Linked DNA regions of Homo sapiens: region 2 is linked to region 1. Evidence: chromatin loops called from intact Hi-C (ENCODE). Cell type or tissue: heart right ventricle. All regions are shown on one strand. Each heading gives the region's core, and the rest is flanking DNA. Links, peaks and the distances in the headings are about the cores only. Region 1 overlaps P4HA1 (prolyl 4-hydroxylase subunit alpha 1). Region 2 overlaps ECD (ecdysoneless cell cycle regulator).

Region 1 (15,773 bases), core at 4,954-8,953:
TGTAAAGAATATAGCTGATTAAGTATATTAAGAATTTTTTTCTTCTAATTCTGCCCAAGTTCCTGGTAGAACTAATCTGGTATATGTCAATGTACCTGTCTTTCCTGCCTAGCACAATTTGATGGATGTCTGAACTTTATAAGCAACCAACCAACTACTGACTTGATTTTTACAGGTAATTGCAATGCTAAATTGGAAAGCATTCTAATAAAGCTTCGAACTAAATGCCTCATGAACAAACTGTTCCTATTCCATCCTGGAACCTATCACCCACAGAGAACGTGTCTTCTGATATCTTCAACTTCCCTCCCTGCTACCAACAACTTTTAAATATCTAGTCTTATCTTTTCCTCTTGTACTTTGGTAGAATCATCGTCCTTCAGCCTTATAGAGGCAGACTTTCTATCTATGCTTTTGATTCTATGCTTTCTAACTCTAGATGCCTTACTCCAGCAGTTATTGCCTCCCTTTTATCTTTAATCTCCTCCTTGTCAATGCTTGCTTATTGAAGTCTCCTGCTACCAAGAAAAATACCTTCACTTTAGCCATTCTAGCAAATTACCACTCCAGTCTTTCACTTTACTCCTTTAAAACTGCAAAAGTAAGAAATGCTTGTTACATTCCACAAATGGTCATGGGACACTGGTTATCTACATGCAAAGAAAGAAGCTGGACCTCTGCTTCACATTATATTAAAACGAATTACTCAAGATGGATCAAAGACCTAAATGTAAAAGCTAAAATTATAAAAACTGTGGGAAGAAAACACAGGAGCAAATCTTTGTGACGTTGGACGAAGCAATGGTTTAGCTATGACATCAAAAGTACAGGCAACAAAAGGAATAAATAAATGGGACATTATCCAAATAAAAACCTTTTATGCTTCAAAGAATAACATCAGGAAAGTTAAACAGGATGGGCACAGTGTCTCAAATCTGTAATCCCAGCACTTTGGGAAGCCAAGGCAGGAAAATCACTTGAGTTCAAGACCAGTCTCGGCAACCTAGCAAGACCCTGTCTCCACAAAAAAAGTTTAAAAATTAGCCAGGCATGGTAGCGTGTGCCTGTGTAGTCCTAGCTACTCATAAGGCTGAAGCGGAAGGATTACTTAAGCCCAGGAGTTCAAGGATGCAGGGAGCTACAATCACACCACTGCACTCCAGCCTGGGCCCCAGAATGAGAACCTATCTCTAAAAAAATAAAAATTTGTGGTAAAATACATGTAACATAAAATTAGCCATTTAGACTATTTTTTAAATTATGGTAAAATATATATAACAGCAATTTTACCATTTTAATTAAGTGTACAATTCACTGGTGTTAAGTACATTTACAATACCTTACAACCATCAGCACTATCCATTTCCAGAACTTTTTCATCAAAACCAAACAGAAAACTGTACCCACTGAACAACAACTCCCATCTCTCCCTCCTCACAACCCCTGGTAATCCTCTATTCTACGTTCTGTCTGTATGGATTTGCCTATTCTAGGTATCTCCTGTAAGAAGAATCATATAATATTTGTCAATTCTAGCTTATTTCACTTAACATGTGTGTGTGGTTTTTTTTTTTTTTTTTGGAGACAGGGTCTCAACTCCAGTTGCCCAGGCTGGAGTGCAGTGATGCAATCTTGGCTCACTGCAGCCTCAACCTTCCGGGCTCAGGTGACTCTTCCACCTCAGCCTCCCAAGTAGCTGGGACTACAGGCATGCACCACCATAGTTTTTTGTATTTTTAGTAGAGACGGGGTTTCATCATGGTGACCAGGCTGGTGTCAAACTCCTGGACTCAGGCAATCTGCCTGCCTCAGCCTCCCAAAGTGCTGAGATTACAGGTGTGAGCCACCACACCCAGCCAAAATAATGTTTTCAAGGTTCATCCATGTTATAAGCAGGGTATCAGAAATTCATTTCCTTTTTTAAGGCTGAATAATATTCTATTATCTATATATACCACATGTTTATCCATTCATTTGTTGATGGACATTTGGGTTGCTTCTAACCTTGGGCTATAGTGAATAAATGCTGTTATGAACATAGGTGTGCAAGTATATGACTCCTTGCTTTAAATTATTTTGGGTATGTACCTAGAAGTAGAATTGCTAGATCACATGGTAACCCTAAACTTTTTGAGGAGCTGGCAGACTATATTCCACAGCAGTGACACCACTTTATATTCCCATCCCTCACTGCCTTTTAAACTACTGCTTTTAGAAAAAAAAAAAAAATCTAATAACCTCCCAGCACTTTGGGAAGCCAAGGTGGGAGGATCGTTTGGGGATAGGAGTTGAAGACCAGTCTGGGAAACATAGCAAGACCCCGTCTTTACAAAAAAAATTAAAATAAATTAATGAGCAAGGTGTGGTGGCACAGGTTTATAGTTTCAGCTACTTAGAGGCTGAGGCAGGAGGATTGCTTGAGCCCAGGAGTTCGAGGTTGCTATGCCCACACCACTACACTCCAGCCTTGGCAACAGAATGAGACCTCATCTCTTAAAAAAACAACAGAACACCACCACAAACTTTTAATTCCAGGAATGGCCATGAAAGTCTACCAATTAAGTACTGGTTAAATAATAGGTTATTTCTAATTTTTCTCTGTTATAAACAATATTGTAACAAAATGCTATATCTTTGCACACTTGTGGGAGTATCTCTGTACGATAAATTCCTAGATGTGGAATTGCTAAATGACTTTTACATTTTGATAAATGTCAAATTTCCCTCCAAAACAGTTGCAATGATTTACACCTACCCATTTCATAAAACCCTTGCCAGTTTCAATCCTTTTATTCTTTGTCAATCTTAGCAAGGCAAAAATATTTTAATGGTTTAAATTTTTTAAGTTTTTATTTGCATTTCTTGTTATATCATAACATATCTCGGCCAGGCGCAGTGGCTCACGCCTGTAATCCCAGCACTTTGGGAGACTGAGGCGGGTGGATCTCTTGAGGTCAGGAGTTCGAGACCAGCCTGACCAACGTGGTGAAACCCCGCCTCCACTAAAAATACAAAATTAGCCAGGTGTGAAGGTGCACACCTGTAACTTCAGCTACTTGGGAGGCTGAGGCAGAAGAATCTCTTGAACCAGGAGGCAGAGGTTGCAGTGAGCCGAGATCACGCCATTGCACTCGAGTCTGGGCAACAAGAGCAAAACTCCGTCTCAAAAAAAAAAAAAAAAATCTTGATGAAGGGTTTGAGGCTTAGCAGTTAAAACCAATGTTGATTGTAGGTTAAAAAAAAAATAACTGTCAAACTGTCATCTTAATTGTAGTTCTGTTGTAGTCACTACAGAGGAAAATGAATTCTACTGATGCATGGGAAGTTATTTCATTTAATTTGACTTTCATGTAAAATCCCCTCCAAAATATAGTAACACTCCCTTTTTTTTTGAGATGGAGTCTGGTTCTGTCACCCAGGCTAGAGTGCAATGACGCTATCTCGACTCACTGCAACTTCTACCTCCCGGGCTCAAGCAATCCTCCCACCTCAGCCTCCGGAGTAACTGGAACTACAAGCATGCACCACCACGCCCGGCTAATTTTTGTATTTTTTTGTAGAGATGAGGTTTCACCATGTTGCCCAGGCTGGTCTCAAACTCCTGAGCTCAAGCAATCTACCTGCCTTGACCTCCCAAAGTGCTGGAATTACAGGTGTGAGCCGTCACACCTGGCCCAAAATACATTAAGACTTTCCTTAGTTTAAGAACTATCTTCAAGTTACTCATCTGGATCCCATCCTTAACAATTACTGCTAATCTGTCTTCAGTGACATTATTATAGACATAATAGGTTATCTAAAAACTCAGCTCTGAATTTACATTGTAACATTACTAAAATTCAGTGGAGACCATTATACTGTAATGTATGTTAACTGTCCATTCTTCTAGGACCTGGAAGTCTTATTCCTGTGTTAGATTAAATCATAAGAAATCCAGAGGTTTTGCTTTCTAGTACCCAGTGCTTTAACTGAGTTGGGATTTTTTTTTAATGTTATAGCATTTAATAGGAAAAATCATTTGAAGATCATTTATCTTTTGTATAACTGTAATTGAAAATGTCAACTAATTATACAGTGTTTTTCCCCATAAAACACAATTTAGTGCCAGGAGAAAAAAGAACTATTTCTTCAGATAACTTTATATGTGTCCTTTTTTTTCCATTAAAAATTAAATAGCCCAAAGTATGTTCCTTTTGGCCTTAATGACAGGACCTGAAGCCAAAGCTGTGCATTCAATTAGAGTAACATTTCTATGCTTTTTTCCTTTCTACTGAGTTTCCGCTGTTAAAAAAAAAAAAAAAAAACTTCATGATTTTGTAAAATACCACTAGAATGCGCAGAGTAAGGGAGCAACATTCTCACACTGCAAAACTACACTTCTAATATGTGAGTAAGGAAAGCTCCAAAGAAAAATGTCAGTAATGTAATTTGAACATGATCACTACCTTCTTCTAACCCGACACACACATAAGAATATTCTATGATTAGCTAATCGAAAACCACTATATATATATATATATATATATATATATATATATATATATATATATTTTTTTTTTTTTTTTTTTACAAAGGCAAAAGATAAGTCACACCCCAAAGTGCCAGTTACAGAGGACAAAATTTCCAATAATTCTTCTCTAGGTGCTTGATGGTTAACAAAGGCTAATAATCTAGACTGGGAATTTATCCAGTCCCTTTGCTTCATAGTGGGATAATTATGCAATAACACTATACATCCACTCATTTCAGTTATCTCAGTCTGAGTACCACAGTTCAACCCATTACAGAGCAGTGTTGTTAAAAGTTATGCCATTAAAAAAAATAAAAAAGCTGAACCACTCAAAACTTTTTGTATTTGTTTATATATATTATACTTTAATACTAATTTGCTCCTTAGTAACAAGGGTAAACAAAATCTTAAGCCTAAATAACATATTTATGATATATTTAAGGCCAGACATGGTGGCTCATGCCTGTAATCCCAGCACTTTGGGAGGCCAAGGTGAGATGATCACTTGAGCCCAGGAGTTCAAGACCAGCCTGGGCAACAAAGCAAAACCGCATCTCTACAAAAATACAAAACTTAGCTGGGCATGGTGGTGTGCACCCGTAGCCCCAGTTACTCAGGAGGCTGAGGTGGGAGGATTGCTTGAGCCTGGGAGGTGGAGGCTGTAGTGAGCCATGACTGTGCCACTGCACTCCAGCCTGGGCGACAGAGTGAGACCCTGTCTCCGAAAGAAAATAAAGTAAAATAAAATAAATAAATAAATACACACATATACATATATATCATGTTACATTCATGATATCATAAATACCGTATTGTAGGAAATCATCACTTCAGAGTAAAAAAATGAAAATCACTTTCCCACCAGAATCAAAAAAGCTTTTCTACCACTCTAAACAGATTATTGTTTATTTGCATAGGTCATTATTTATATTACTTTAACTAGACTTTATGAGTTCACTTAACTATCTTTTCAGAGCACAAAACTGAATGTTTACATTTCAAAAACTTCAAATTCCATTTCTCTGATCTACCCAAAATTATTAGCTTTTTCATTTACAAGCTGTAGTAAATTCTTAGGGTTTTTATTTGCTTTTTTTTTTTTTTTTTTTTTTGAGACGGAGTCTCGCTCTGTCGCCCAGGCTGGAGTGCAGTGGCGGGATCTCGGCTCACTGCAAGCTCCGCCTCCCGGGTTCACGCCATTCTCCTGCCTCAGCCTCCCAAGTAGCTGGGACTACAGGCGCCCGCCACTACGCCCGGCTAATTTTTTGTATTTTTAGTAGAGACGAGGTTTCACCGTTTTAGCCGGGATGGTCTCGATCTCCTGACCTCGTGATCCGCCCGCCTCGGCCTCCCAAAGTGCTGGGATTACAGGCGTGAGCCACCGTGCCCGGCCTTTATTTGCTTTTTAATAGTGGAAAAGACAGAGATGACTTGCCAAAAGTTAACAGATTGTCAGTAACATAAGTAAAGCCTTTTTTGGCTGGATGCAATGGCTCGCGCCTGTAATACCAATACTCTGGGAGGATCACTTGAGCCCGGGAGTTTGAGACCAGCCTAGGCAATATAGTGAAACCCTGTCTCTACAAAATAAAAAATTAAAAATTATCCAAGCATGGTGGTGAGCACCTGTATTCCCAGCTACTCGGGAGACTGAGGTAGGAAGATCACTTCTGCCCAGGAGTTGGAAGGAGCAGTGAGCTATGATCATGCCACTGGACTTAGGCCTAGATGACAGAGCAAGACCCTGCCTCTTAAAAAAAAAAAAGCCTTTTTTGTTTTATGGGTTTGTTTGTTTTTTGAGTCTCGCTCTGTTGCCCAGGCTGGAGTGCAGTGGCGCAATTTCAGCTCACTGCAAGCTCTGCCTCCTGGGTTCCTGCCGTTCTCCTGCCTCAGCCTCCCCAGTAGTTGGGACCACAGGCACCCGCCACCATGCCCGGCTAATTTTTTTGTATTTTTAGTAGAGATGGGGTTTCACTGTGTTAGCCAGAACGGTCTCGATCTCCTGACCTCGGGATCTGCCCGCCTGGGCCTCCCAAAGTGCTAGGATTACAGGCGTGAGCCACCATGCCCCGCCTGTTTTATGTTTTTTAAATACTAAAGGAGTTCCAAAAATATTTTGCCAAAAAAATTCTATTTGCTGAAATGCTGGAACAAATTATTACTTCCACTGAAAGTGATGTCATCGCTTAGACAGTTCTCTAAATACAGATATTTGAAATTCCTTTCTAAATCATTCAAAATACAGATGTTCCCAGGCTACAAGGGATTAAATTAACTGACATCAGAACACGAATTTTCTTCCATTTGGCAACTGAGATGGCCTTTTTTTTTTTTTTTTTTTTTTTTGAGACAGAGTTTTTGCTCTGTCACCCAGCCTGGAGTGCAGTGGTGCAATCTCAGCTCACTGCAATCTCTGCTTCCCAGGCTCAAGTGATCTACCCACCTAAGCCTCCTGGGTAGCTGGGACTACAGACGTGCACCATCACTCTCAGCTAATTTTTTTCTTAATTTTTTGTAAATAGAGACAAGGTCTAGCTATACTATCCAGGCTGGTCTCAAGCTCCTGGGCTCAAACCATCCTCTCACCTCAGCCTCCCAAAGTGCTGATATTACAGGCATGAGCCACCATGCCCGGCCTTCTAATGCTAGTAGCTAAATACCTTCTGCTATCATTTATAATATGTAAGTATGGTTGTACCTTTCTCAAAAATCCAATAAAACTGCTTAAGAGCTACAAAGTTAGAATATTTAAAAAATAGGTTTGAAATGTTTAGCAATATTTAGTTTTTTTTTTTAAGTGTATAGATCACTTTCCTACAGTGATTTATTTTGATTTATTGGCAACAGTCCATTGACTGTGGGCTGGATATTTCTTCAAAAGGGTCATTGCATACATAGAAAATTTCCAAAAACAAACAGTCTTCCAAAACATCGAATTCATGAATTTTTTTTTTTTTTTTTTTGAGATGGATCTCTCTCTGTCGCCAGGCTGGAGTGCAGTGGCATGATCTCGGCTCACTGCAATCTCTACCTCCCGGGTTCAAGCCATTCTCCTGCCTCAGCCTCCCGAGTAGCTGGGATTACAGGCGCGCCACCACACCCAGCTAATTTTTGTATTTTTAGTAGAGATGGGGTTTTACCATGTTTGTGAGGATGGTCTTGATCTCCTGACCTTGTGATCCACCCACCTTGGCCTCCCAAAGTGCTGGGATTACAGGCGTGAGCCACCACTCCTGGCCGTAATTTTGTTTTATATGCTTCCTAGAAGCATGCAAATCTAGAGGATTTAGCTATTTACAAACTTTATGACAAAAAATGTGTAAAACCATGCAATAATCTGATAAAATCTGTTAACAGTTTAATTTTTATTTTTTTTAAAGAAGGGGTTTTTTGTAGATATGAATTAGGTTCTGTAATAGAATGGAAAATTAGCTTAATGTAAAAATCGGGTTAATTGCAATGTTCAGAAGCACTGTAAATCATATCTCAAAACATGTCTATGCAAATTAGTTTCTGCAAATCCTTACTATCTATTAGTGTTCCTTAAGGATAATTGCTCCTGTGATTAAAATGAAAATCATATTATGGCAAATTTAAATTTTCTTCATGTCTTCTAATGGGGTTCAGGACACTCAACCCCAAAATATGGCACTGTAGCATTTGAGCAGAAGCAGGTCTCTCTGACCTTCTCCCACTCTTTTCCCCTTAAGCAGGCTATAAAAGAATTGTCTAGGCCAGGCACGGGCTCATGCTTGTAATCCCAGCACTTTGGGAGGCCGAGGCAGGCGGGTCACGAGGTCAGGAGATCGAGACCATCCTGGCTAACACGGTGAAACCCATCTCTACTAAAAATACAAAAAATTAGCCGGGCAGCAGCGGGCGCCTGTAGTCCCAGGTACTCAGGAGGCTGAGGCAGAAGAATGGCATGAACCCAGGAGGCGGAGCTTGCAGTGAGCCAAGATTGCGCCACTGCACTCCAGCCTGGGGGCGACAGAGCAAGACTCCATCCCCCCCCCAAAAAAAAAAAAAAAGAATTCTCTGACCTTCCTCTAAAGTAGTATAAGACTTTCAATCCAGAAGTATCCTCTCTCTACCTGGAAGAAATGAACATCCTTATCCTGAGACACAGAGATACCAAGAGGTATGTGAACAAACAGGCTTTGCTAAGTTTCCCCCAGTTTATTACCATTAGATCATATCCCCTTTGTTCATCATACTTCTGTATGACTATCCACTCATCAAACCTAGCATAAAAATACACAGGTTTCCCTGTTTCTTTGGGTTCTCATTTTTTTCTATTTCTTTTCTCTTTTTTTTTTTGAGACAGGATCTTACTCTGTCACCCTGGCTGGAGTGCAGTGGCATGCTCATGGCTCACTGTGGCTCTCTGTAGCCTCAACCTCCTCAGGCTCAGGTGATCCTCCCACCTCAGCCTCCCAAGTAACTGGGTCTACAGGTACATGCCACCACACCTGGCTAATTTTTTTTGTATTTTTTGTAGAGTTGGGGTTTTAACATGTTGCTCAGGCTGCGGTCTTCATTTCTAAAGGCTTCTTGTCAAGTAAATTTTGTATTAAATAAATTTGTATGATTTTCTCTTGTTAATCTGTCTTTTGTTATAGGGGTCTCAGCTATGAAGCTAGTGATAGGCAAGAAAAAAAATTTTTCTCTCTTACTGGGGCAAAAGGGCAGGTGGTGTTATACAGCAGAGACAAGAAACCAAGACGTGTATAGTAACGTTTAAGGTTAATATATAAAAGGCATATGGTCCTGCCCAAAAAAGAAAAAGGAAATGCTGAATCAACACATTCGGTCCAGCCTAATCTTTTTCTTTTTGAAGACAGCAGTAATCTTCAAAATTTCTCTGAGTACCTCCTAAAATGCCTGTTAAAATCTATGTTTGCCTTTGCATAAATTTTTTAGTTGACAACTAAATTTTTTCATAATTTAGTTTCGAATGATTGAATTGTCATATTGAAAACGTTGGTAATTTCTAAAAAATGATTACTTTAAATGTATCCACTGGAATCTAAATACCATAATGATTTGATATCCACCATCATCCACTTAAAATATGTGAACAAAATATTTTTTAATACTTGGACATTTTACATCTTTTTTTTTTTTCTTGATGTTATAGTTTCATTCCATTCTTATCCTAGAACAGTTAATTCTCAACAGGGGTGGAGTCACTAGAGGTAGTGGTGGGGATTTTACCTATCAGGGGACATTTGACAATGTCTGGAGACATTTTTGATTGTCACAACTTAAGGAAGGGTGCTACTGGCATCCAGTGAACCACAGATGCTATTAAACATCCTACAAAGCTGAAGATAGCCCCCAAGAACAAGAATTATCTGACTCAAAATGTCAATAGTGCTATTGATAAGGTTAAGAAACCTTGTCCTACAGTGACACATTTTTATGCCTGAAAATCTTTTATTTATCACATTATACTTATCTATATTAAAAATATTTATACAATTAACAAAAATATGAATTTCCTAAAACAAAAAGCCTGTGTTAAAGACCTATAAAAAGGCTGTGTTAAAGATAGTATCTTCTGGATTGTTACTATAATTATTATTCACATTTGTTAATCTAAATAACATGACTAAACAATCATTATCAAGTATAAACAAGTGAAAATGTATTAAGATGTTCCTAATGAGATGGATGGGGCTTATGTTTGTTATATTTCATTAGTTATTGTGTCTGTGGATAAATATTCTACTTGTTAGAATAAAAATTCAGCACAAAGATATTTCTATTTTCATGAGAGCCGAGAAACCTTCACAAGTAGATGGAAAAGGAGTTCTATTGTAATACTGTCACCCAATTCTGTGAGCTCTAAGTTACACAGTGAGCTCTTTTTAAAAAACATTTTAGTGATCAATCAACTAATAACCTAATAAGATTATCTTTAAACACTGTTAAAAGCAAGGAACTTGCAAAGGCTTTGTTATAAAGGCACTTACTTACGCAATACCTGCAGCTACTAGGTGACCCTGAGATTTTTAAACCCCTGCTTTACTGCAGAGTCCAAAAGAGGCCTTGTTTAATGAAGGGAATTTGGGAACTTCTCTTAGTTCAATATGAGAACACATTTCACTTATCAAAGTTTGGGGAGCCTCAACAGACATTATGTAAGTTAATGTTACTTTGGAAAACCCCTATTAACTGCCCCATAACCATGTTTATTAGTCCGTCATGAAAACTCCAGCACAGATATTATCAAACATCTATGCCTAACCACCTAGGTCTTAGAAACTATATCATGAGTTTTCAGAAAATTAGATTCCCAAGAAAGAAATGGTCCAAATATGACTAAAGTTCTCTCCATTACTCCCTTACCTCTTAGATACTCTGTACTGTGCTGTGGTCAATTTTCCAGTCTCAGGGTCATGTACTGTAGCTCGGCTCAGCTACAAAAAAAGAGAAAGGACAAGGACTTACTCCAGTAGCAGGCAATTTTGGGCTTTTTGTTTGTTTTGTTTTGCCAAGCCACAGGTGATTGGAAGGGTTCAGATTGGTCTGGATGGTGGGTAATGGTCTCGAATCCACAAAAACATTTAGAAAAGTGGCAGTAAGAACAGCCACTTCCAAATCAAGAGAAAATGAGTTGACAGATTTTTGTTGTAGATTTATTGTCCTTTCACTTTTTTTAAACAAAAAATCATTTGAAGCTGTATGTAAATGATTTATAGCACTGGGTTTCACAGAAACTTTCTCAGATCTAGAAGTTATTTAAATATTTTGAAAAAAAATAGTAGACTCCTTAAATTCATTTTTCAAACCTCTCACTGAGATAAAACTGTTTTTAAATCTCTCTGGCAAAGTAAAAGGCAACTAAGTTTACAACTAATTTTTGGAAGACAGAGCTCAGAAGCGTAACTCTGTTCTTCCTACTGCCAACTTTTGAGTCAGCGAATTTTTTTAAATAAAAAACTCAAACAGGAGGAATACAGATTACTACATAATGACAATGTTATTTTACAAGATGTATGAACAAATGCCAACGTAATCACCATGAAGGAGGATATGAATCACCGCAGCATTTATGAATATGAGAAAACTGCATAGGTGAAGACTACTACTCCCAGATTCAGGAGGCTGCTGCTTTATTTCCCCCTTTGGCAACAAAAGGGAAAAAGAAAACAAGTATCAGGCCACTTCCTGGATATTTGACACCTGATCTGAAGAAAGATAAAAAGCATATTAATTCCCTAAAAATAACATACCAATTAAAGGTTAAAAACAGAACTTCTAGTGAAGGAGAAAGACCTGTGAAACACAAAGCAGTTTATCCATGCGTTATCCTGTTTATATACAGGGTGGTGACTTGAGCTGGTGACTGAAAATGACCCACTTTCCTTAAATGAATAATTCCTGTAAGATGTATAAAACACTCATTAGAGGGCAAAATATGCAGCATACACATCTCTTACCTTTTGCTAATTCTGTAATGTACCGTCTCCAAGTCTCCTGTTATTGGGTTTGAAATGGTGGCTCGCCTCAGCTGTGAAGCCAACCATCAAAATAGTTGCATTACAAAACAAAAAACTGAATCACATTTACCCAACCAGTCAGAATTCCAGGGTTTTTACAAAGGAGGCTAAAAAGAGAAAATAACTCCATACACTTCCAGTCACCTTGTGCTGAGCCTTGAAAGCCAGTTAGTTTTTTAGGTTTTTGGGGTTTTTTTTTTTTCTTCAATTTTTTGTTTTGCATAGATGGAGGACATACAAACAAAAGAGATTGGAAATTAAATTTCTTTCAATGGTGAAAGGACATGACAGTAAGAAAAAGAGACATATCTAAAATTTGAAGTCTAATTTACAGTTAAAATAGCCATCTGGGGGTGGGGAGAGAAGGGGAAAAAAAGAAGAATGCCTATTTGCAATTAATGATCCATTCCAAAACCTTTGACTTTAATTTTTTTTAGTGATGGAACTGTTTGCACAGGTTAATGTTTAAAATTCATTTTAAGGTCAATCTTTTGTCCCTTCAAGATAGCCACTCTCATTAACATATACAGTGAAATAATCTTGGACTGAGAACAAAGGCAGAGGAAAAGAGCTCATAAATGTTAAAAACAGCAAGAAAGAGGTGACCGCCTAGATAATAATTTCAATTTTTTTTAATGGAACGATGATTCTGAGGTTGTGAGAGCATGAAATTTTATTGCCATTAAATTTATTGATCAAAAACAATCCAAATTGAGGAATCTCCAGAATATAACTTGATCTCCAAGTTGAAATGAATTAATTACCTTGGATGGCACCAATAATATATATTAATGTTAGACCAGTCTTTTGCATTTATAATGTAATCTTTGGCCAAAAAAAAAAAAAACCACCAATTTGGAGAAGCAGAAAAACTCTAAAAGAAATTCTAACTTCATTTTGTAGTATAGATATCCAGATAATTCAAACCTTTGATATAATAAGGGTCAACAAACTATGGCCACAGACCAAATTCAGCCTGCTACCTGCCACTGGAAATAAAATTTTACTGTAATATAGCCACACTCTTTCATTTACATATTTTCTTTGGCTGCTTTTGCACTATAATGGCAGAACTAAATAGTCATGACAGAGATCATATGGCCTCCAAAGCCTAAAAAATATCTAATATTGACCTTTATGGAAAAAATCTGCCAACTCCTGTGTAAGACAGCAAAGCATGCCTAGAATTTATTCAACAATCTCTTTATGAAAGTGATGGCAGCTTGTATTTTACTATCAAGAAGACCAAATATGTTTTAAGAACAAGCTGATGGGGGAAAAGGCAAGAGCATAAAGGGTAGTCTTTTCCACATTCTCACTAAAGAGTTTTTATGCTCAACACTAAGCTTATAGATTGGGTTTACGTTAGATTCTTTTTCTTTTTAAGATAAATTCTGTGGGTTAAAGTCAGAAAACTATCACCATTTCAAATTAACATAATACTTGTGCCCAATTATATCTTTTTATAATAGTAACAATGTGCCTAAAAGGGAATAAAAATACTTCCACGGTATTCTTTCAGTAAAAATACAGAAGTGAAAAAGCTGGGCTTTGAGTAGCCTCTGAGATTAAAAGACTCCAAAATACAGAGAAAAGTTTATCAGGAAGACAGTGAAACACAAATTTGTTAATGGTGAATAAAAATCTCACAATAATTTTCATAATTCAGTGCTTAAAACCCAGTTAAGGGTACATTACTTGTGTTGATAACAAATGGAAAAACTGGCATAAACACAGCATCATTAGTAACTCCATTATGCTGAGGCAAAATATCTTTAAAAAATCTGTGGCATTATTCGTATATCAATTATCCTATTTTTTTACAAAGAAAAATTGATACAAAGGTACAGTAAATTGAGGAGAAAGAAAGAAAACATTATTTACCCTTGGTTTTGCTAGGTCTTTGACGATTTCAATTTCTGCATCAGAAATAATATCATGGAAGCGAATAATACGAGGCTTGTCCCATTCATCCTCCTGTTTAGCTGGAGCCAGAATAAATTTAGGATTACGGTTTCCATCATGGTAGCGGCAAAAGAGTTTTTTCTGTCTCCGAGGGGTCTAAACATAAAGTTAAGAATATGATGAATATATTACAGTAATAATACTTTTAATATCTATTCCTATGCAGATAAGAGACAATAATCATGCTTGCATATACAGAGTATCTCTGGAAAAACATACAAAAGAAGCAGTACTCTGCAAATATTTTGCCTCAAACAGGATGTTCAGAATTTTAAATACAGTATTAATGATTATTTTCTGGGTGAGAGAGGCGAGGTCTTAAATAAGGAGAAAGGTAGTGTATCTCTTTTAACCCTTCACTCATCAAAATAAAGTTCAAATGTTTAAATATGAAAAAAAAGCCATGTTTATGAAAATATTAAATGAATGCCTGGCATTGCTCTAAATGGCACAAAGTAACTGGAAAGCACCCAGAGACAAAAAGTTTCTAGAAGAAAAAAAAAACTAGGTTTTCCTAAATACCTCACAGTTAAATGCTTGTGGCAAAAAAAAAAAAAAAAAAAAAGGAATTTTTTTAAGGGCAAAATAAAAAATGGATAGCTCTGAAAAAGAAAAAATAAGTTATTAAACAAAGATCCCAGATGCTTTTATTAGGCAGTATAAAAATAGAGCAGTCAACAAAACAAATTCCCTTCAATCATCTATGTATTATATTAATAAGTTATTTTGTTGCCTACTTCTCTTAATTAAACAAGTATGTCAGGCCTGGCATGGTGGCTCATGCCTATAACCCCAGCACTTTGGGATGCTGAGGTAGGAGGATCACTTGAGCCCAAGGAGACCAAGATCAGCCTAGGTCACACAGCGAAATCTCGTCTCTACAAAAAATTTAAAAAATTAGCCGGACATGAGGGCACTTGCCTGTAGTCCCACATACTTGAGGGGCTGAAATGGGAGGACTGCTTAAGCCCAGGAGGTAGAGGTTGCAGTGAGCCATGATCATGCCACTACACTCCAGCCTGGGTGACAGAGCAAGAAGCTGTCTCAAAAAAACAAAACAAAACAAAAACAAGTATGTCACATAAGCAGGAATATGAGTAGTCTGTTTCAATTATTATACTAATAGTATACTAAAACAAATAATGATTCATGTTTATTCTCCATGCACTTTACCTAGAGTCAAATCCAAGGCTTTAATTTTTAGTAAGTCTTTTATATAATGATGAGATGAATGTAGCTATTCTGAGAAAAAGAATTTTTTGTTTTTGTTTTTGTTTAGACAAAGTCTTGCTCTGTTACCCAGGCTGCACTGCAATGCCTTGATCTCGGCTCACTGCAGCCTCTGCCTCCTGGGTTCAAGCAATTCTCCTGCCTCAGCCTCCCAAGTAGCTGAGATTACAGGCCCCTGCCACCATGCTCGGCTAACTTTTTGTATTTTTAGTAGAGATGGGGTTTCACCATGTTGGCCAGGCTGGTCTTGAACTCCTGACCTCAGGTGATCCACCCACCTTGGCCTCCCAAAGTGCTGAGATTACAGGCATGAGCCATCGTGCCTGGCAAGAATGTTCTTTTGATCTTAGGCAAAGTTGAGTATGTGTTACATTAACAAACCGGGAAATTAGCAGACTCTTTGTTTTATATCTACAGTTTTATTTTGTTCCTTAAGAGTTATTAAGAGCAATAAAAATTTCTGCTTACTGCGGAAATTTGAACACTAGATATTTGATATTACAAAACTTGTGAATTTTTAGGTGATAATGGTATTGTAGTTATTTTGAATTTGTATCTTT
Region 2 (15,773 bases), core at 7,361-11,360, 95 kb after region 1:
CCTCTTCACATGTAGGCATTTGTTTGTAGGGAGGCCACAAGCTTTGTGCCTCTCATCACATTGACCCCAGATTCCTGTTGGGTGTGTTATAAACAGAGGAGCCATTCTTTAGGCCCCCTGCTCTGAGCACACCCCTAGATTCCATGAATTTTTACTACACTTACTTTATCACAAAGCTGTCCATCTATCCATTAATCTATCTTATTTTTTGATGCATAGATTGAAGATATTAGTACACTTCTTCCTATTTCAGCATGCGTAACATTTGCTAGAATTCAGTATTTATTTACAGGTTGGTTTTTTTCTCTAGTCTATTGGGGTCAAATTTGCAAATGGTGAAAAGTGGAATTTTATGAAAGCTGAGTGCAGTAGTCCCTCCTACTGTCACACTTACTTTAGACCTAGCAGACTTAAGCACTGTGGTTCAACACACAGCTCTGGACCTGATTCTTATTGTTGGAATGACTCAGAGTTTTAGGACACTCCCAAGAGCATTTCATTGAAACTTTGGAGCCAGTGTTGTGCACCTTTCTCAAATGGGCTGTCTGTATCACCCTTCTAGCCTACAGGGCTGTCCTGAATTAATCTGAGTGCTTGTAGGTGAAAGTGTGGAAGAGACCATCCGCCGAGAAGTTGCAGAAGAGGTGGGATTGGAGGTGGAAAGCCTGCAGTACTATGCATCCCAGCATTGGCCCTTCCCTAGTGGCTCACTCATGATTGCTTGCCATGCAACTGTGAAACCAGGGCAGACAGAAGTAAGTTCTCATCTTCCCTTATACTGTGATATTTCTTTTGCTTCATCCAACCTGCTCATCAGCAAGTACTTATTAAGCACTTGTCTAGTCCAGCATCATCTAGATTACATAAACATGTGTAAAATATGATTTAGGGCTGAGCACGGTGGCTCATGCCTGTAATCCCAACACTTTGGGAGGCTGATGTGGGCGGATCACTTGAGGTCAGGAGTTCAAGACCAGCCTGGCCAACATGGCAAAACTCCATCTCTACTAAAAATACAAAAATTAAGGCCGGGTGCGATGGCTCATGCCTGTAATCCCAGCACTTTGGGAGGCTGAGGTGGGCGGATCACGAGGTCAGGAGTTCAAGACCAGCCTGGCCAAGATAGTGAAACCTCATTTCAACTAAAAATACAAAAATTGGCTCGGCATGGTGGCAGGTGCCTGTAGTCCCAGCTATTTGGGAGGCTGAGGCAGGAGAATCGCTTGAACCTGGGAGGTGGAGGTTGCAGTGAGCTGAGGTCGCGCTACTGCACTCCAGCCTGGGCAACAGGGTGAGAATGCATCTTGAAAGTAAATTAATTAATTAATTTAATTAAATATGATTTATGCCCTCAAGGAATTTGCAACCTAGTAAAGGAAGCAAATAATCTCCATTCTCCCTTGCATATATGTCAATCACGAGACAATTTATTTTATTTTATTTTTTTTGAGACGGAGTCTTACTCTGTCGCCCAGCCTGGAGTGCAGTGGCGCGATCTCGGCTCACTGCAACCTCCGCCTCCTGGGTTCAAGTGATTCTCCTGCTTCAGCAGAGAAGTATATACCCTTGAAATTATCAAACCGTCATCACTATCAATGCCATAAACTTATTCATCACTTACAAAAGTTTCCTCCCACCCCTTTTATTTTTCTCCCACCCCACTTTTTTTTTTTTTTAATTTTGTGGTAAGAGCACTTGATGTGAGATCTATTCTCTTAGCAAATTTTTATGTGTATAATATAGTATTATTAATTGTAGACCTTATGGTGTACAGATCTTCAAAACTTATTTTGCATGACTGAAACCTGGTACCCTTTGACCAGTGGCCACCCTCCCTTCAGCCCCTGGCATGCAACTTTTTCCATTTTCCCCTCCCTTCAGCCCCTGGCAACCACCATTCTACTCTCTGCTTCTGTAAGTTTGACTATTTTAGATTCCACATATAAGTGAGATCATGCAATATTTGTCTTTCTGTGTCTGGCTTATTTCACTTAGCATGTCCTTTGGGCCTATCTATCTTGTTGCAACTGCAGGATTTCCTTCCTTTTTAAGGCTGAATAATATTCTATTATAGTATATACCACATTTTCTTTATCCATTCATCCATTGTGAATACTGCAGTGAACATGGGAGTGCAGATATCTCTTCAAGATCTAGATTTCAATCCAGAAGTGGGATGCTAGATCAAAGGGTAATTCTATTTTTAATTTTTTGAGGAACCTCCATATTTTTTTCCATAGTAGGTGCACCAACTTACATTCCCCACAACAGTGTACATGGGTTCCCTTTTCTCTACATCCTTACCAATACTTGCTGTCCGTTGTACTTTTTTAATGGTAGCCATTAAAGAAGGTATGAGTTAATAGTAGCCATCAAAGAAGGTATGAGGTTTTCATTTGCATTTCCCTGATGATTAGTGATGTTGAGCACCTTTTCACATACCTGTTGGCCATTTGAATACCTTCTTTGGAGAAATGTCTATTCAGATTCTTTGCCCATTTTTAAATTGGCTTATTTATTTTTTGGTATTAAGTTGTAGAAGTTCCTTATATATTTTGGATATTAACTCCTTATAAGATAGAGGGTCTGCAAATATTTTCTCCCATTCTGCAGGTTGTCTCTTCACTCTGTTGATTGATTCCCTGACTCTGCAGAAGCTTTAGTTTGATAGAATCCCTACTTGTCTATCTTTGCTTTTCTTGCCTGTGCTTTGGTATCATATCTAAGAGACCACTGCCCAGTCTAATGTCTAGAAATTTATTCCTTTATGTTTTCTCCTAAGAATTTTATTGTTTCAGGTTTTATATTTAAGTCTTTAATCCATTTTAAGTTGGTTTTTGCATATGATGTAAGATAACGGTCCGATTTCATTCTTTTGCATGTGGATATCCAATTTTCCCAACACTGTTTATATAAGACAATTTACCTTTTATTGTCAGGAGTTAAGAGTGTCTTACATATAGTAGGCGCACAATCAGGCATCATTTAATGACTGACTGCAGGATTGGTCTTATTGCTCAAGTCAGTCAGGATGCTGGGAACTAAAAATATAAAACTATAGGTACTTGTAGTTGAAAGAAACTTAAGACGTTGTCTTTTTTTTTTTTTTTTTTTTTTGAGATGGAGTCTCATTCTTGTCGCCCAGGCTGGAGTGCAGTGGCACAATCTCAGCTCACTGCAACCTTCGCCTCCCAGGTTCAAGCAATTCTCCTGCCTCAGCCTCCCGAGTGGCTGGGATTACAGGTGCCTGCCAGCATGCCCGGCTAATTTTTGTATTTTTATTAGAGATGGGGGTTCCACCATGTTGGCCAGGCTGGTCTCGAACTCCTGACCTCAGGTGATCCTCCCACCTTGGCCTCCCAAAGTGTTGGGATTATGGGCATGAGCCACCATGCCCGGCTAGACATTGTTTTATCCAATCTCATCTTGCACTTCTCTAGCATCACTGACTGATGGTCTCTGCCTGCCAAAGTTTGCCTATTGTATGTTTTGGTTTTTATAGAATATCTAATCTATTTCAGCTTCCTTGGGATGAAGTTTGCATTACTTTGCTTCTTGCAAAGATGAGACTATGCTTTTGACTATCATTAACCCTTACCCTTTAAAAAAAAAAAAAAAAGAGTGGCTGGGCACAGTGGCTCACGCCTGTAATCTCAACACTTTGGGAGGCCGAGGCAGGTGGATCACCTGAGGTCAGGAGTTCAAAAACATCCTGTCCAACATGGTGAAACCCCGTCTCTACTAAAAATACAAAGAAATTAGCCAGGTGTGGTGGCGGGTGCCTGTAATCCCAGCTACTCGGGAGGCTGAGGCAGGAGAATCATTTGAACCTGGGAGGGGAGGTTGCAGTGAGCCAAGATCACACCATTGCCCTCTAGCCTGGGTAAAAAGAGCAAAACTCCATCTCAAAAAAAAAAAAAGTAATATTTGTATGTTCTTTTTTAATTGAAAAATTTATACAATCAATAGAGACACAAGGAAAAATAGGTATTATTCATAATTTATTCTCAATGTTAACCACTCTTAACATTTTAGTATTTGTACTTCCAGGATTTATTTAATGTATCTTATCTTTTTTTTTTTACTATGTTAGAAATATATTTAACTCGGCCGGGCACAGTGGCTCACACCTGTAATCCCAGCACTTTGGGGGGCCAAGGCGGGTGGATCACAAGATCAGGAGATCGAGACCATCCTGGCTGACACGGTGAAACCCTGTCTCTACTAAAAAATACAAAAAATTAGCCGGGCATGGTGGCGGGCGCCTGTAGTCCCAGCTACTCAGGAGGCTGAGGCAGGAGAATGGCGTGAACCTGGGAGGTGGAGCTTGCATTGAGCCAAGATAGCGCCACTGCACTCCAGCCTGGGCAACAGAGAGAGACTCCGTCTAAAAAAAAAAAAATATATATATATATACACACACACACACACACATATAAAACTCTCATTTCTTAATTATGCCTCTTTTGCTTCTGGGCAGTATCTAGAACTGACTTTCACCTAACCTGAAGATCCCAGGTATTATCTTCTAAGATTGCTTAGTTCTAGAATCATTTTCTGACCTTTGGCCATAGTATTCTAAATTTTGTAGCTCCTGACCTTACATCCTTTTCTTCCTTATGTCTTTCAGATCCAGGTGAACTTGAGAGAATTAGAGACAGCTGCCTGGTTCAGTCATGATGAGGTAGCCACAGCCCTGAAGAGAAAGGGCCCCTATACTCAGCAACAGAATGGGACTTTCCCATTCTGGCTGCCCCCTAAGTTAGCCATCTCCCACCAACTGATTAAGGAGTGGGTGGAAAAACAGACCTGTTCTTCCCTGCCTGCTTAGCCCGGATCAAGTCACTTAGATCGCTCCTTGGTATTCCTGAGGGACAAACTAGAGATCAGTTGACAAAGGAGAAGTGACAAAAGATAAGCTGCAGAAGGACCTCAGAAGGGCAGAGCAAAGGGTGAGCCTACAGTAAGACACTTCTATCAGCAGTGTTAATGGAAGAAATTCCTACCAATGGGCAATCAAAAAAGCCAGTGTGAGAAGAAAACTGATGAGCTGTCAACTGTCAAAAATCAGGGGGAAGGGGGAAGCATTAGTTTGGATGTAGGCCCTTGTTCAGTCATTTTCTCTAAGGCCTTGGAAGCAAACATCTTCTGGCATATGGCTTGTTAATGTTGTGTTTACACTAACTGCCAAAATGTGCCTGTTGTAAGTTTGGTTAAAACTTTTATCTTAGTATTGAAAATATATAGCAAGTTTTAAGTCATTACTGAGTTACTTGTTACCCTTACAGAATTAAGAAAAATAGCACAGTATGACATTTTAAAATTCATGTACAGGTGCATTCTAGTTACATGAACATGCTAGTTAAATAAAAGTCACAATTAAGTCATTATGACTCAGAGTACTTTATAATAAATCAGATGCCCTGAGGCTCTGTTGAGGAAGTAGAATCCCAATGGGACTCCAGACAGTAAATCTTTTTCGCTGTTTTCAGCTCTGTCACATGCTCAGTTTGTGACCCAGGGAAAAGACTATTGCTTTGCCATGCCTGTTTTCCTAAATAAAACAGTTGCTGGCATTTGCACATCCACAACGTGTTGATTAACAAAGGGATTGGTGGAGATAAACAGATGCCAAACCTGACCTATTTCTTAAACTTTATGGAATAAACTAAATTTAGGATTTCTCATCATTCATATATGATGCCATAAGGGAGAAGAGTTTATTTGGGGAAAATAAAAGAAATTTCCACACCTTTGTTCTGATGTCTTTTTCTGTCCTGTGAATTGAGAAAATTTTACAAGGTGAGAATTTGGGGGTAGGGGAAAGGATCCCTATTGGTGACAATTAAACATTTAAGTCCAGGTTTCAAGTCAGTGTAACAACTGAAGCAATGTGCAGGAGGAATGTTAGAGGTCTTGCTGAAAAGAGGAAATAATCATATCTTCAGAAGATTCTAGGGACTTATTTGTGATTAAAGACAAAAGCTCCAGAGACCCTAAGGTTATTTACATGTCAAAGTCCCATAGGACTAAGTCCCAAAGTCCCATAGCACTAAAGAGATTCTAAAACTAGAAAAGTTAAAGCACTGAATTTCCTTTTGATCTCAAAAGGTCATTGCTCTCTCCACTGCCAGCAAACCATCATTGCTTTGGGGAAATCAAAGTGCCTTCATCAGGAAATGTTGAGGGATAATATGTGATGGGACTTGATTGTCTTGTTAGATTGGCAGCTTGCCTTTACCTGGGCTGAACCCAGCATGCAGAAGGGAAAAGCACTCACAAAAGAGAGGTCCTGAGATTTCTTCATATCTTGCAGTTAGAAGAAAACAGTTCAGGGTCCATGTGTATTACCATCTCCCAATCTTTTCTATCTCTATGTGGGTGTGTTTGTGAGCGCATGTGTACACATCCCCAATCTGAAAATACTGATAGAAAGGGGAGTGTGCGGAATTCCTGGTTATGAGTTTCCCAAACTTACCATGGAGTAACTGTTTGTTTTTTGATTAATGTGTTTTTGGAAAAGAAAAGATGAGAGTGGCTAACAGCAGGAGCTGCAACATTGAACTTTGCTTCTCAGTAGTGAGTGGGAAAAGAGCTTTGCTGTAGAACCCCAAGGATATCTGAAAGCTGAGGCAGAAGAGAGCAGGCCTGGAATACTGAAAATGGCAGATAAATAAAAGAAACTTTGGTACAGGACCTACCTGACCTGAGAATATATACATGGGCAATAAATTATGAAGGTGCTAAGGATAAATAGAACCCATCTGGGTCCATGATGCAGAATAGAAAAACAGGTAAAATCTTGTGAGCCTGGCTGAAAGTCAGTCAGCCGTGGCAACCAGAATAAAAAAAAATTTCATTTATATTTTTGCCTATCACCCTTTCTCTACCCAATATTTAATCCTCAATGAAGATAAACCTAATGTACCACAAGTGCGATGGGGGGAAACCTTTTTCTCACAGTTGAGCTGGGACGGCATTCTGGCCCCATTTTTAACATGAGAAATGTAGCTTCAAAACAAACAATAAAAATATATTTAAAATAATTATTATTTAAAATGTTAAAATGTTGCACAATATCATCTGATGTGTTACTTTAGTCAATGTGTAACACTTATCCTCTTCCTTAGTTCATTTCAGTGAACACTAGGAAGACAAAGGATTGGAGTGGGATATGGTATATTTAGTTTTTATTTATTTATTTTTGAGACGGAGTTTCGCTCTTGTCGCTCAGGCTGGAGCGCAATGGCGCAATCTTGGCTCACTGCAACCTCCGGCTCCCGGGTTCAAGCTATTCTCCTGCCTCAGCCTCCCAAGTAGCTGGGATTATAGGCGCCCACCACCATGCCCGGCCATATTCAGTTTTTATTAGTTCGTGATAGTAAGTTCTCAGATGAGAACTCTACTACACCATTCTCCTAATTCCTCCCTTGGTCACTGGAGAGGGAACAGTATGAAACTATTTCCATTGTTTTTACTTGGATAGGGTAAGATATAGTAAAGGCATCTCTCTGCTGCATACAATAATAAAGAAGAATCCAGAGACCTAGATTATAAAAACATGGTCAGTATATGGAGCTGTCTGTAAAGAAGACTTTTTTTTTGCTTTTAATGGTGAATTTTATGATATATAGATAATACTTGATTTATTTTAGGAGGAATATGAGCATCATTTTAAGAAATAAACATTTCATCTTAGCAAAAGATATATCAGTTATATTAAATATCAAACCAATTAATTAATTAAAACAATTAAGTACAGTATCAGGTATGAAATATCCAAAATAGGCAAATCCATAGAGACAGAAAGTAGACTAGTGGTTTCTAGGGGCTGGGAGTAGAAGGGAATGAGAGACTATTAGTGAGTATGGGGTTTCTAATATTCTAGAATTAGATGGTAGGGATGGTTGCACAATTTTGTAAATATACTAAAAACCACTGAATTGTATAATTTAAAGGGTAAATTTTTTGGTATGTGACATATCAATATAGCTGTTATTTACAAGTAAATAAGTTCTATATCTTGCTTCAGGTACATACATACATGCAAAAATTCACTGACTGTACACTTAAGATTTGTGCACTTAACCATATGCATGTTATGCCTCATTAAAAAAATTGAAAAAGTGAATGAGTTTTCAAATCCAAATTTGTCAACTTGAAATTTTGATCTGAGGATGAATAGCAGTAAGGGAGAAATTTAAATATTTAGAATTACTCCAAGGGTATATTGTGGTAGGGTATGTCTTTAGCATGAAGTGTGTGAATTTCATCTCAAGGTTGTCTAGGGGCTAGATTCTACCCTGCCGAGTTCAAAACCTGTGTATAACCCACAGCTGAGATCACAAAGACTTGTGCCAAGAGGGCCACATTTGGGGCTCATGGAGAAGTCAATCTGTAAAACTTGTAATGAAGAAACATTTTTACTAAATGAGTAATCTAAACTAGAAATGAACAGAATCATATTCAATATTTATTTAAAAAGAAAAAAGAGAAGCTAAATGTGCTGGTTAATTTTTTGTTGGCTTACTTGTTGGTCTGTGATCGGTGTTGTCAGGCAGCTGCACTCCCATGCTTTGTAAAAGATTGGAAGCAGGTCCTGCCAGTCCAGCTTGGGAGCTATAGGATTCCAATATATTTGAAACCAGGTTCAGGTCTACATCTACTGGTGCCATAACAGATTCTCCCGTACCAGAATCTTCCTCATCTGAATTGTTATCGGTAGTCTGGGATACAGGTTCCTTATTCATAGAGGGAAAAGAAAATTATGGGCTAATGTATCATTAGGTTGCATGGTGGTTACAATAAAAAGATAACTAAGCCACAATGTAAATTTGCATTCCAAATTAAAAAGGAAACTTCTTATCCTTGGTGATATAAACTGAAAATGAAGTCTACAAGTTATATGGCCTAGCACACATAATAAAACTTGGTTCTAAAGGTTATAACACATTTCTCTCCAGGAAAGATTCCTGCAAATCGAATAAATTGCATGTCTATTTTGAAATAGCTCAAGGGCTAATAGAATTAAGAAGGTACATTTATAACTTGTCTAAGAGTCTTAAAAGAAACAAACATAAAAGTGAATATTAAATGAAATAATAATGTAAATTTTCTTCAAAATGAAAGAAGCGAGTGTTCCTTTCTTTCCCCCCAGTGAAAAAGCTTAAAAGTAAAAACACAAGGCTTTGTGGTTCCAACCACAAAGATTCTAAATTGTTAGTTGGGCCTCTGATTCCACAAGCTGGGGAAAGGATTTGAAAGATTACAGCTCGATAGACTTTTATGTCCTTGCTACCCAAAGCATTGTCCATGGAGCAGCAGAGTCTCCATCGCTTGGGGCTTATTAGAAATGGAAAAACTCAGCTGGGAGTGGTCGCTCATGCCTGTAATCCCAGCACTTTGGGAGGCTGAGGTGGGTGGATCACTTGAGGTCAGGAGCTCCAGAGACTAGCCTGGCCAACATGGTGAAACCCTGTCTCTACTAAATATACAAAAATTAGCCAGGCACGGTGGTGCGCACCTGTAGTCCCAGCTACTTGGGAGGCTGAGGCAGGAGAATTGCTTAAACCCAGGAGGCAGAGGGTGCAGTGAGCCAAGATCGTGCCACTGTACTCCAGCCTGGGTGACAGAGGGAGACTTCCATCTCAAATAAAATAATAATAATAATAATAAAATAAAACAAAATAATAATAAAAAAAAGGAAAATCTCAAGCTTCATCCCAGGCCTACTTAATCAGAATCTATGTTGTAACATGATCTTTTGGTTTATATTCGCATTAAAATTTAAGAAATACTGCTTTAGATAAATCTAATGTATGGTTTCTACTAGATTTTGACAATTCTGGAAGTGACTATAGTTTTAAAAGTGGTTTAGATGATCAAAGCAAGGAGAATTAACATTAATTAAAGGCCTATTGTAGGTTTTACTGCTGTCTAATTTGGTTCTCATGTTAATTTTATGATATGAGGATTACTGGTTTATAGATACATTCACAGTGGACAGCTGAGCTAGACTTCAAACCCTAACCCATAAGACTCCAGGGTTCTTGCTCTTTCCATAATACCTCTGTTTAGGATTAGACAGTGGTGGCATTAAAAACTAGGATGAAAACATAAACGGAAGGTGAATCCTAAATTTGGCTCTAAATTAGGGAAAAATACAAAATAAACTGTTAAAACTGGAAAGTTATTTGAATGTTTAAGATCCTGTTTATTTACTTATGTTATTTTGTTTTAATCCACTGTGGCCCAAGGCATAGTCTCAAAAGGTCTTGAGAACATGTGCCCTCTCTTTTTTAAAATCCATTTAAGCTGTAGTTTTTTTAAACTACTTTTGAAAAAAAATGTATTTAAGAAGTAGTAGTGTACAATCGCATTCTAATTTGAGCATATTATATGACTTTTTATTTTAAATCCTGATAGATAACGTAGAATAAGTAATATAATGAAGCTTATGTTTTGGAAAATTAAGTCTATGATCCTTTATCCTACCAGAGTTAGGAAAACAATTAACATTCTTATTTATTTCAAATCTCACACACCAAAAAAAGAAAAACTATGATAAAATATGGTTTTAGCTATCTGACATACTAGACTCAGAAAGAGAAAGAGGTTAAAAACACACATACCACTTGGTTCCTAGTGGTGAAACTTTTGCTGATGCAGGTGTGTGCTAGTTCCTGGTCCATCTGGGCCATGTATGACTTGAGATTATCAAGTGTTCCTTTCAGGGAAGCCTCTTCGCCAGGTTCGTGTGTTTCAAAGTCCAAGTCATCATCACTATCTAAACATTCAAAGTCTTCATCATCCAGATCATCAGAATCTGACTCATTAGGCCTTGGCCCTACACAGATCCCAAGAAAGAAAGAGCCACTTAGTAATTATTATTATTATTATTATTATTATTATTATTTAGTTACTACACATCTCAAAATAATTAGAATGTTACCCACAGAAAAAGACTAATACACACAGTCAGTCTACTTCACAAAAATCCCTTCTACAAATGGTAATGCTGGCAGATATGTGTGCATTTAATGTTGTGGAAAAGCGTACAAGCTGAATCAAAAGATTTAGCTTAAAAAAAAGTGAATTCAATTAATTAAAATATTTTTCTTAAAAAATTTTTAAAAATACCTAATAAATGAATACATTTTGATGTAAACATTCAAGCCATACAAGTATTGTCTCCAATCTCACTCTCTCCCCAGAGGTAAGCATCTTTTAGCAGTTTCCGGGTATCCCAATCTTTCTCTCTGCAGTTCTGTACATATATACATATTATAATTATTTTTTGAGTTATCTTTTTATTACTGATTTGTAAGTACAGTAATTCCAAAAAAGAACAATATAATATGGGAGCCAAGGTAAAACCCTATTTAAACACACAGCATTCAGTCACTCTCAAATATTTAATGAGGCCGGGCACGGTGGCTCACGCCTGTAATCCCAGCACTTTGGTAGGCTGAGATGGGCGGATCATGAGGTCAGGAGATCGAGACCATCCTGGCTAACACGGTGAAACCCCGTCTCTACTAAAAATACAAAAAAATTAGCTGGGTGTGGTGGCAGGCGCCTGTAGTCCCAGTTACTCAGGAGGCTGAGGCAGAAGAATGGCATGAACCCAGGAGGCGGAGCTTGCAGTGAGCCGAGATCGTGCCACTGCACTCCAGCCTGGGCAACAGAGCGAGACACTGTCTCAAAAAAAAAAAAAAAAAATTAATGAGCAGCTACTATATATGTCAAACACTAAGCTAGGCAGCCTCTACAAAATTATTCATGGGTAGTAATTCATGGTTGAAAGCAACTCAAACCAGGAAGAGAAAGCAAACATTTTGGCTTCTGAGATATCTCATAAACCAATGCTCTAGCAACAGCCATACTACTAACAGTTTCAAAATGAAAGTCAACATCACACCACTACTTACCTAAAATCTTATCAAAATAATTAAGAAAAGAATCTGCATCAAAAGTGATTGGAGCCTCAGAAGGTTCTCTGCAATATTAAAGGACAAAGACAATTAATTTATTCTAAATACAACTCTTTGAAACTTTTCTAAAGTGGTGCCATTCTTAGGAAAGCTACCAAAGATAGAATTTCTAAGGAGGCACAGCAAGAAAAGTTGTAGTTTAAGTTTTAAAAATCCTTGAGTTTACTGGCCTTGCAGGACAACAGAAATGGGAAAGTCTGATAAATGAAAAGTAAAAATTGCATCTTGTTTATGTACATTTAGCTTATGCTGATTTAGGGACCTACCCACTCTCTAGCCCCAATAAGATATCTAGCATTAGCAAAACCATTATTTATTTGAGTTAATTTAAATAAAGCCTGTTCTTTTAAGAACTAAAGCTTAAAAAATAAACAAGAACATATCTTCCCTTATCCCTGCTTTCTTAAAGAGAGAATACCAAATATAAATTTATATCTTTCATCAGGTTCAAGAGCATCAACACTAATAATGATATATTTGATACACAAGTAACAGTTTTTTTTGTTTTGTTTTTTTTTTGAGACGGAGTCTTGCTCTGTCACCCAGGCTGCGGTGCAGTGGCACGATCCCAGCTCACTGCAACCTCTGCCTTCCGGGGTCAAGCGATTCTCCTGCCTCAGCCTTTCAAGTAGCTGGGATTATAGGCGTGCGCCACCATACCCGGCTAATTTTTGTATTTTTAGTAGAGATAGGGTTTCACCATGCTGGCCAGGCTGGTTTTGAACTCCTGACTTCGTGATCTGCCTGCCTCGGTCTCCCAAAGTACTGGGATTACAGGCATGAGCCACCGCGCCCAGCCTACAAGTAATAATTCTATCTACCTGTTTTTCCTGTTATTTGCCAAATGTAGTTTCATATTTCTGTTATTATTTCTGCCTCTGATGAATTCCTTTTTCAGTATCCAATCTGCTTGCAGGGTGGGAGATCAGAGGTCTGAACTTGTTGAAAGTTAAATGTTGAGCCCATAAAGCTACTAAAGAGTAAAGTATATGGTTTCCCTGTGTGGTTCTGGATGATGGTTTTTAGGGTGATCTTTCTGGCTTATTTCAAGGATTGCAAAGGATGAGGCTTCTAGAAATCTGACTTCAAATAAGTAAGTTATCACTATACTAGGCACAAAAAAGAAAGCAAGCAGTACAACTCATTTACTCAAAAAAAAAAAAAAAAAGTGGAAATGGCAATGACTATGACTTCAACATTTGGGTTCTAGCTATTTATATATTTATACTTTAACACAAATTACCGAGGCAGCTCTGCTCCCTTGTGGGTTGAGACTTTGGATATGAAAGCTTTCATGCTCTCTGAGACTTCAGTTAAGTCATAGTTCTGCTCCTTCTCCTCCTTGGAAACAGACTCGGATTCTTTTTTGCCAACAGCTTCCTGCAGCAGCTGGTCCAGCTGATCTGGTGAGAGATCTAACCACTGGTCATCTGAAAAAGAAGAAAGCATAATACTGCCATTCTACATTCACATAAGTCCTCTTAGGAGAGGATCCTGTGAGACTGAGTAGAACATTTTAATTTTTTTTTTTTAACCCTTCCACTGTATCCTGGTCCATCACTTACCATCCTCTGGGGGAAGATTAGCTGCTTCTTTCTTAAGGTCTTCTATATCAAATGGTATTGTCTGTAATAAGGTTAAGATTTCTTCACCAGGGCTCATAGCAAGAGAACTATGAAAAATAAAAAACATGAGTATTTCTTCATAAGAGAACATAGAATAGTAATCATAAATACATAGTATTTTAAGGTTGGAAGGGATTAGCTAGTCTAATTTGGGGAGTGTTTTTTTTTTTTTTTTTTAAGAGATGGGGTTTCATTGTTGCCCAGAATGGACTCGAACTCCTGGGTTCAAATGATCCTCCCACTTCATCCTCCCAAGTAGCCAGCACTACAAGTACATGCCAAAACACCTGGCTCTAATTTGTTTGTTTGTTTTTAACAGAGTTTCACTCTGTCGCCCAGGCTGGTGTGCAGTGGCGCGACCTCGGCTCACCACAACCTCCGCCTCCCAGGTTGAAGAGATTCTCCTGCCTCAACCTCCCAAGTAGCTGAGACTACAGGCATGCGCCACCACACCCAGCTAATTTTTGTATTTTTAGTAAAGATGGGGTTTCACCATATTGGCCAGGTTGGTCTCGAACTCCTGACCTCATAATCCCCCTGCCTTGGCCTCCCAAAGTGCTGGGATTACAGACATGAGCCACCGCACCCAGCCTTCTAATTTGTTTTTAAGCATATTTTTAGGTTGCAGATCCCTTTTTCTCAAACAAAACTTTTACCAGGAACTCTAAAATACAGAAGGGGTCAAAGAAAAATGGCCTTCATTAAAGTGGAGGATAGGCCAGGCACAGTGGCTCATGCCTGTAATCCCAGCACTTTGGGAGGCCAAGGCGGGGAGATCACTTGAGGTCAGGAGTTCACTTGGCCAACATGGTGAAACCCCGTCTCTACTAAAAATACAAAAATTAGCTGGGCATTGTGGCACGTGCCTGTAATCCCAGCTACTCGGGAGGCTGAGGCAGGAGAATTGCTTGAACCCGGGAGGTGGAGGTTGCAGTGAGCTGCCCCAGCATGGGCGACTGAGCAAGACTCCATCTCAATAAATAAATAAAATAAAATAAAATAAAAATAAATAAATTGGAGGATAGAAGCTCAGAGATCTACACAATTGGCCTTCCTTTTTGGCTCTGAAGCAGGCTCCATGGAACATCATTATGAAGCCACTGATCTCGTATAATTCTTTCTATACATACATGCAGAGACAGGGTCTCTCTCTATATATGTATATATATGTACATACAGTTGTATTATGTTAATAGTACATATACATATAAAACACGTACTAAAAATACATAAAAATATACATATAATATATATTTTATATACGAGGAAAAGAAGATCCAGAAGGAAAGCATCAATTAAAATTTATCTAGCATGTATTAAATGCTATGCTAACACTTTAAATACATTTTCTTATTGAGTCCTTTTGTTACTATTATAGAAGGTAATAATCCTGTTTTACAGATGAGAAAACCAGAACCCAGGGAAGTTCTTTAACTTTTGCAAAGTCTGTATTACCCAGGAGGCGGAGGTTGCAGTGAGCCAGGATTGTGCCATTGCACTCCAGGCTGGGCGACAAGAGCGAGACTCCGTTGGCCGGGTGCGGTGGCTCACGCCTGTAATCCCAGCACTTTGGGAGGCCAAGGCGGGCGGATCACGAGGTCAGGAGATCGAGACCATCCTGGCTAACACAGTGAAACCCCGTCTCTACTAAAAAAAAAAAAAAAAAAAAAAATTAGCTGGGCGTGGTGGTGGGTACCTGTTGTCCCAGGTACTCAGGAGGCTGAGGCAGATGAATGGCGTGAACCCAGGAGGTGGAGCTTGCAGTAAGCCAGGATCGCGCCACTGCACCTCCAACCTGGGCACAGAGCAAGACTCCGTCTCAAAAAAAAAAGAGACTCCATAAAAAGAAAAAAAATCCTCATTCTTTAAGACTTAACTCAAATACCTCCTCCCTGAAGCCTTCCATTATCTTTCTTTTTTTAACATCTCTGCTTCAACCTTAGTGAAAGTTTATTACCTTCTCACTATGACTCTCTTTAGCATTTGATATTCCAGAATGATTTTTATTTTGCCTTTTGTTATGATTATTTGGTTTATTCTCTCTCCTAGTAACGTTTACATATTAATAATACAGAGTAGAGACAGTTCCCCATCACCTACGTGATTTTGCAAGGTATGCAAATGTTTATCCAATTAAAGCAAGTCCTTTATACAA

What was found. A loop is a pair of places that touch in the nucleus more often than their neighbours do. Peaks named below come from ENCODE experiments on the same cell type or tissue, not always from the same donor. Only the 100,000 strongest peaks of a DNase experiment are listed, where the experiment ranks them.
Region 2: it touches region 1 in a loop (2.4-fold over the local background); 3 of 110 quality-filtered maps call a loop at or near these places.

What each region holds. Positions count from the first base shown.
Region 1 is chr10:73,033,023-73,048,795 of GRCh38, forward strand. It overlaps P4HA1 (prolyl 4-hydroxylase subunit alpha 1), which reads right to left. Exons shown (of 15, transcript NM_001017962.3): 8 at 13,903-14,079; 9 at 11,959-12,029. Among named protein-coding and RNA genes, the nearest start is that of P4HA1, 56 kb to the right of the region's middle. In heart right ventricle, for the core only: no CTCF peak of the experiment used is centred there; a DNase peak (open chromatin) is centred at 6,547; H3K27ac peaks cover 980 bases.
Region 2 is chr10:73,126,073-73,141,845 of GRCh38, forward strand. ECD (ecdysoneless cell cycle regulator) reads right to left here. Exons shown (of 14, transcript NM_007265.3): 10 at 13,559-13,665; 11 at 13,237-13,423; 12 at 11,931-11,998; 13 at 10,632-10,846; 14 at 7,596-8,741. The coding sequence ends at 8,511. It overlaps NUDT13 (nudix hydrolase 13), which reads left to right. Exons shown (of 9, transcript NM_015901.6): 8 at 601-755; 9 at 4,631-5,751. The coding sequence ends at 4,831. SNORA11F (small nucleolar RNA, H/ACA box 11F) reads right to left here and starts at 135; the gene lies at 8-135. In heart right ventricle, for the core only: no CTCF peak of the experiment used is centred there; no DNase peak of the experiment used is centred there.